Linked DNA regions of Mus musculus: region 1 is linked to region 2. Evidence: chromatin loops called from intact Hi-C (ENCODE). Cell type or tissue: heart. All regions are shown on one strand. Each heading gives the region's core, and the rest is flanking DNA. Links, peaks and the distances in the headings are about the cores only.

Evidence for each region. Hi-C counts contacts between places; a loop is a spot of excess contacts. Peaks named below come from ENCODE experiments on the same cell type or tissue, not always from the same donor. Only the 100,000 strongest peaks of a DNase experiment are listed, where the experiment ranks them.
Region 1: a loop joins it to region 2, with 2.3 times the contacts of the local background. A loop is called at or near these places in 2 of 42 quality-filtered maps.

What each region holds. Positions count from the first base shown.
Region 1 is chr1:191,010,897-191,013,706 of GRCm38, reverse strand. It overlaps Flvcr1 (feline leukemia virus subgroup C cellular receptor 1), which reads left to right. Exons shown (of 10, transcript NM_001081259.1): 4 at 276-343; 5 at 1,465-1,568; 6 at 2,061-2,171; 7 at 2,414-2,519. Among named protein-coding and RNA genes, the nearest start is that of A230020J21Rik, 13 kb to the left of the region's middle. In heart, for the core only: no CTCF peak of the experiment used is centred there; no DNase peak of the experiment used is centred there.
Region 2 is chr1:191,131,041-191,133,850 of GRCm38, reverse strand. Gm31640 (a long non-coding RNA gene) reads left to right here and starts at 1,126. Exons shown (of 3, transcript XR_373868.3): 1 at 1,126-1,349; 2 at 2,393-2,682. In heart, for the core only: no CTCF peak of the experiment used is centred there; no DNase peak of the experiment used is centred there; H3K27ac peaks cover 1,231 bases.

The sequences.
Region 1 (2,810 bases), core at 235-2,734, 120 kb after region 2:
ATCTCCTGCTCTGGGTTCCACTCTTGCTCTGCGCCTCATCTCCTGCTCTGGGTTCCACTCTTGAGGGTTCCATCGCCTTTGATCCATTTGTGCAGGGGATCAAGACTAGCACAGATCTCTAGTAGACAGTATAAATCCATCTGTCCCATTTCTGACAGCAGTAATGGTGATATTTAGTCTTTACAGGCTGATAACATTACATATTACACATGTTGCATAGGATTCCATGTTGCTTCATAGAATGGTGAACTTAAACTTTTTTTTTTTCTTTGTAGGTATCATGACTGGAGCATTTTATTCAATCTCAACATTATTGAATCAAATAATATTGACATATTATGTGGTAAGCTTTTGTTGTCTGTGGTTGTTGTTGTTTTCTGAGACTGTCTTGCAATGACTCATTGGCTAGTCTGAAACTCACTGTGTAGACCGGGCTGGTCTGGAACTTGAAGTGACTGTCCTGCCCCTGTGTCCCAGGGCTGGGATTACAGGTGTGTGCCACCATGCCTGGCAAGTTTCTGCTTTTATTCTGTATGCTTGGCCAAGCCTTTTTCTTTAACAATATAATTTACATTGGCATGGTTCTAGAATGAAGACTGTGGCCTTGTTGTTGTAAACATTGATGCCTGCTTCTAAAAATGCAGCATACCATGTAAAACTCAAGGTGGAAAGAGCTGAAGGAAGCAGATTTGGGGGACAGAAGGCAGACGGGTCTCACGTTTACAGCAGAGGGGCCAGGGTGGCTCACGTGACTCCAATCCAGTTTCTGTGCATCCTGGACTCAGTGCACAGTCACTGTCCCCTGCACTTTTTACTGAGCACACCTAACCCTCTTTACAGGCATTGTGGCAAGACTTTAACTCAGTTATACGGAAAAGTGCAAAACCTTGTAAGGACTATAAACCTAAATGTCGAGGTCTGTGGCCTCTGGGTTAAAAGGAGCCAGCACCCTTACTGTGCCTCAGCATTGCCCTCGACTCTCTGTTTGCACATGTGTAAATGGTTTTAGAGTTTACCAATGTAAGCCCAGCTGTGGTGGACCCAGGACGTGTTTCCTTTCTTACTTTCATTTTAAAAAAAAAAGATTTATTTATTCATTTAATGTATGTGAGTACACTGTCACTCTCTTCAGACACCCCAGAAAAGGGCATTGGATCCCATTACAGATGGCTGTGAGCCACCATGTGGTTGCTGGGAATTGAACTCAGGACCTCTGGAAGAGCAGTCATCTCTCCAGCCCCTTCTTTCACTGTATTATAGCTGTTGTTGTCATTGTTGCTGTTGTTTAAAATAGAATGCCTTCAATAAATCACCCTTCCCAAAGACCCAGCTCTAGCCCATGTAATGAGTCTTCCTATTATGTGCTTAATTTTATGATTATTTTAGTTAGCTGTTTTACTGTATGGAAAGATGAGCTATCGTTTGAACTAGAGATATCTGCTTATCTCCTGCACATTATCTTAGGGAGAAGAGGTGAATGCTGGGAGGATCGGGCTGACACTGGTGGTAGCTGGAATGGTGGGCTCTATTCTCTGTGGCTTATGGCTGGACTATACCAAAACCTACAAGTAAGTGACAGTAGGTATATGCATAGCATGCAAATAAAGATATATCGATTTTAAGGAGAGAGGTTTCACTAGGTAACTCAGCTGGCCTGGAGCTCAGGCACCATTCGGCCTCTGCTGCCCAACTGCCAGGATTACAGCAGGTACCGCTGTGTCTGAGTAATGCTTGCAATGATCTGCCTTACTGGTCATATTCACTTCACCCCTGAAAATGTGAAGACCTTACAAACCTTCTACCCCTACCTCTGCCTGTGTAGGTTGTTTCTATCTAGAAAGAGGCTTCCCTGCACAGCACCAGGCTCCTGACAGGCTTCATCTTGTCTTCTTTATGTTGTGGACTAAAAAAAAGAATTATTTGTATGGAAAAAAATTATTGTTGAGCTAGATACATTATCTACAGATGACAAGACTGGTTTGTCTTTCTGAGGAGAGAGTGGTAGCTAGCTGCATTATTCTCTGCAGAGGGACCCACTCACAGCTCTGTCTTTGTTTTAGGCAGACAACTCTGATAGTGTACGTTCTGTCTTTCATTGGAATGCTCATATTCACATTCACACTGAACCTCGGGTACATCATCGTGGTGTTTTTTACTGGTGGGATTCTTGGGTAAGTGTCAGGTGATATACCCTGCTTCTGTGACTCTGAAGGAGTGTTTAAAAGGCCCTCCAAAGATCCTTTTGATGTTTTAGACTCTAAGAGTTCCATTATTACATGTATAAAAGTGTTGTTCCTCAGAACTATAACAAGAAAGCTTACGCTCATTTTGGTATGTGGTTGGTGAAAACAGATGAGCTTGCCTGTACAGGTGGCTGCCCCTCTCATATGCCGCCTGTCTTGTGCTCTCTTAGCTTCTTCATGACTGGTTACCTCCCGCTGGGCTTTGAGTTTGCTGTGGAGATCACCTACCCTGAGTCTGAGGGCATGTCCTCAGGGCTCCTCAACACTGCTGCACAGGTAATCCTTTGCTTCCTCCAAACAGTTAACCAGGTAGCAATCACCAGCACTTGATAGGTAGAGGCCCGAGGACCAAGAGTTCAAGGCCAGTCTCAGCTATATAGTGTGCCTGAGGCCAGCCTGGGCTACATGAGACTGTCTCAAAAAAACAAAACAGGGCTGGTGAGATGGCTCAGTGGGTAAGAGCACCCGACTGCTCTTCCAAAGGTCAGGAGTTCAAATCCCAGCAACCACATGGTGGCTCACAACCATCCCTAACGAGGTCTGACTCCCTCTTCTGGAGTGTCTGAG
Region 2 (2,810 bases), core at 283-2,782:
GAAGCTGTAGGCTGCCAAACACACTGGAAGTGAGCTGCTTCCATTCCCATACTCTGCCCGATGCTAAGACTCCATGGGGAAGCAACCGGAAGCACAGAGAGCTTCTGCCACCTGGTAATCAATTCAATCTGGTGATTTCAGATAAATTTGTCCTCTTTCTTCACAAGAACTGCTGACACTACCGGGGCTCTTTCCTTTAAAGAAAAAATTAGATTTACTTAAGGGGATGGGGGCACATGTGGAGGTCAGAGGGCAACTTCAGGAGTTGTTTCTCTTCCCCCACCAGGCAGGTCCCAGGGATTGAATGTAGATCACTGGGATTACAAGAACCCTGACCTACTTACTGGACCATTCCTTGGGCCCACTTTTGTTGTTGGTAGTGCTAGGGATTGAATGTAGCCTTTTGCCCCTGTTGGATAAGATCTTGTCACTGACCTGTGGCCCTGATCCTTTACTTCTTGAGACAGGGATTCACTGAGTTGTCCAGGTCTTTAACTTGTTTTGTTGCGGAGCTTTTGATTCTCCTGCCTCAGCCTCTGGAGTAACTGGAATGGCAGGTTTCTGCCATGAAGCCCTGGCTCAGCCCAGGCTCAACTCAGGTCCTGCAGATGAGTCCAGCTGCACGGCTTATCTCTCTAGAGCAACCAGCTACTGCTTCCTGTTGGGGGGACTCTCCCATTACGTGAGACATTAGTGGGTAGCCCCACTGCAGATTAACAAAGCCAAGGCCCAGGTCTGAGCCCCAGACTGGGCAAGGACAGCGTTGTGTCAGACTTCAATTCCTGAAGTACTGAGCAATGTCCGGAGGCATAGGCATTCTTCCGGATGAGCAATCTAAGCCTGGCCACAAGGTGCTTATTGAACTTCCTGTCTCTTCCCTGCTGTTTCCTCCAGTCTCTCCCTGGTCCTTCCTTTCAGTAAACCCCCTCCCTGGCTGTCAACACACACACTATTTTCTTGTTCTGAGGGCACTCACCATAGCAGAGCAAGACGGTTGGTGACCCAGCGGCTCCCTCTTCTTCTCTTGCTAAGAGAACCCTGTTTGTTTGTTTGTTTGTTTGTTTCATTCGTTCACCCATTTTCCTTATGCACACTGACTGGTCAGAGCAGGAGTGGCAGAAAATGGGAGCCATGGGTAGAGCTTGGATCCTATCCCCTCAGATGGAGGGCAAAGAAGCAAACAGAAAGGGGCAGAGATACCTCAGTTAGACTTGGTCAGGGCGTGGTCAGGGGTGACTGACAGGCAAGGTGTGTCCAAGCACCTGCCAGAGCTGCTGGTGTTCTGTGTGGATGTGCAAGTACACACTCGCTCTGCAGCTTGGCTCCATCCCAGCCTGGAGATAATAATGGTGAGTTTCTGATCCTCCATCTCCCCCTCCTAAGAGCTGGGATTACAGATGTGAGCCATCACGGCCAACGTATCCATGGAGATCACAAACCCAGGGCTGCATGCATGCTGGATAAGCACTCTGCTGAGTCCTCAACCCCTCCTTATGCCTTTTTGGTTCTGTTCTGTTTGTTTTTTTGAGACAAGGTCTTACTATGTAGCTCTAGTTGTCACTGAATTTCCATGTAGATGGTGATCCCTGAACCCGCATATCACCACATGTGGCCCCTCTTTATAAAGTGTACTTTTGTGATCCTTTCAAGAGAGTGAAGATTGAGAGGAATCAGAGAGGAGACAGCTGGGGTAGTGAGGATGGCACCAAGAGAAGACGTGCTTGCTCTCTCTGTGTCACTCCCCCTCCTCCACCCCGTGTGTGTGTGTGTGTGTGTGTGTGTGTGTGTGTGTGTGGTGTGTGCCTCCCTCTGTCTGTCTCTGTCTCTTTCTGTATCTCCCTTTCTCTCTGTCTGTCTCTGTTTCTGTCTCTCTGTTCCCTCCCTGCTATAAGCCTGCCCTGATGATTAAGCTTGCACTTGAGAGTCAGAGGGCTATGAGGACAGTTAAGCCCCTCCCAGGAAGAGAATCAGGTTAGGGAATGGGGAAGAGGGCAGCCTTGTGTTGGGTCCATGCTGTGTAGAATCTAACACCAAGTGAGAAGTAAGTTGTTTTAGTAGCAGCCAACAAATAGTCCCGTGATTGTAAAGCCAAATCTATCAGTACCTGTGTAGAGACTGAAGAGGGACGGACTTACATCAGAGACAATATATAATGTAATTGATATAAAATATAGGCCTGAGTATGGGCTGGTATGACCTTGATGGAGGAAGAAGGGTTAGGTCATGGACCTTTCTGTTGTTCTTGGGTGGCTTCAGGTCCAGTGTGAGAAGAAGAGGAACTAGAACTAGAAATAGAAATAGAGTGGGAAGGGAGAGCAGGGGCCAAGGAACTGGGAGGGCACAGCCCTAGAACCCTTCATCTTCTCTCCATCCTTACCTTTGACCTCCACAGGGTGCCATGGCACACTGGCACATGCACACACAGAGAGATATAAAAAGAAACTCCCAACTGGGTGCAGTGCCTTGCCTCTCCAGGTGAACTCTGACTGGCCCCGTCTCTGACGTCTCAGGCTGACAGCTCTTCCTCAGGCTTCATCCACACCCCTGCAGGAGCTACTTAGGCTCAGCCAGGCTCAAGAGCTTCCCTCACCAGCCTCTCTCACCACCTGAGGAGGAGGCAGCAGACCGAAAGGCTCACAGAAGAACTTCTGGAGACTCTCTGGAGAGCTGGAGCCTGGCAAGGTGAGGGCGGGGTGAGAGGGCAGGGGTGGGGTGGGAGACTTGTGCCTTCATCCTGTCTCTCTAAGTCTGTCTTCCTCACGCCTGGTGGAAATTCCTAAAGTCTAGCACTCCGCACGTCACCTACGCCT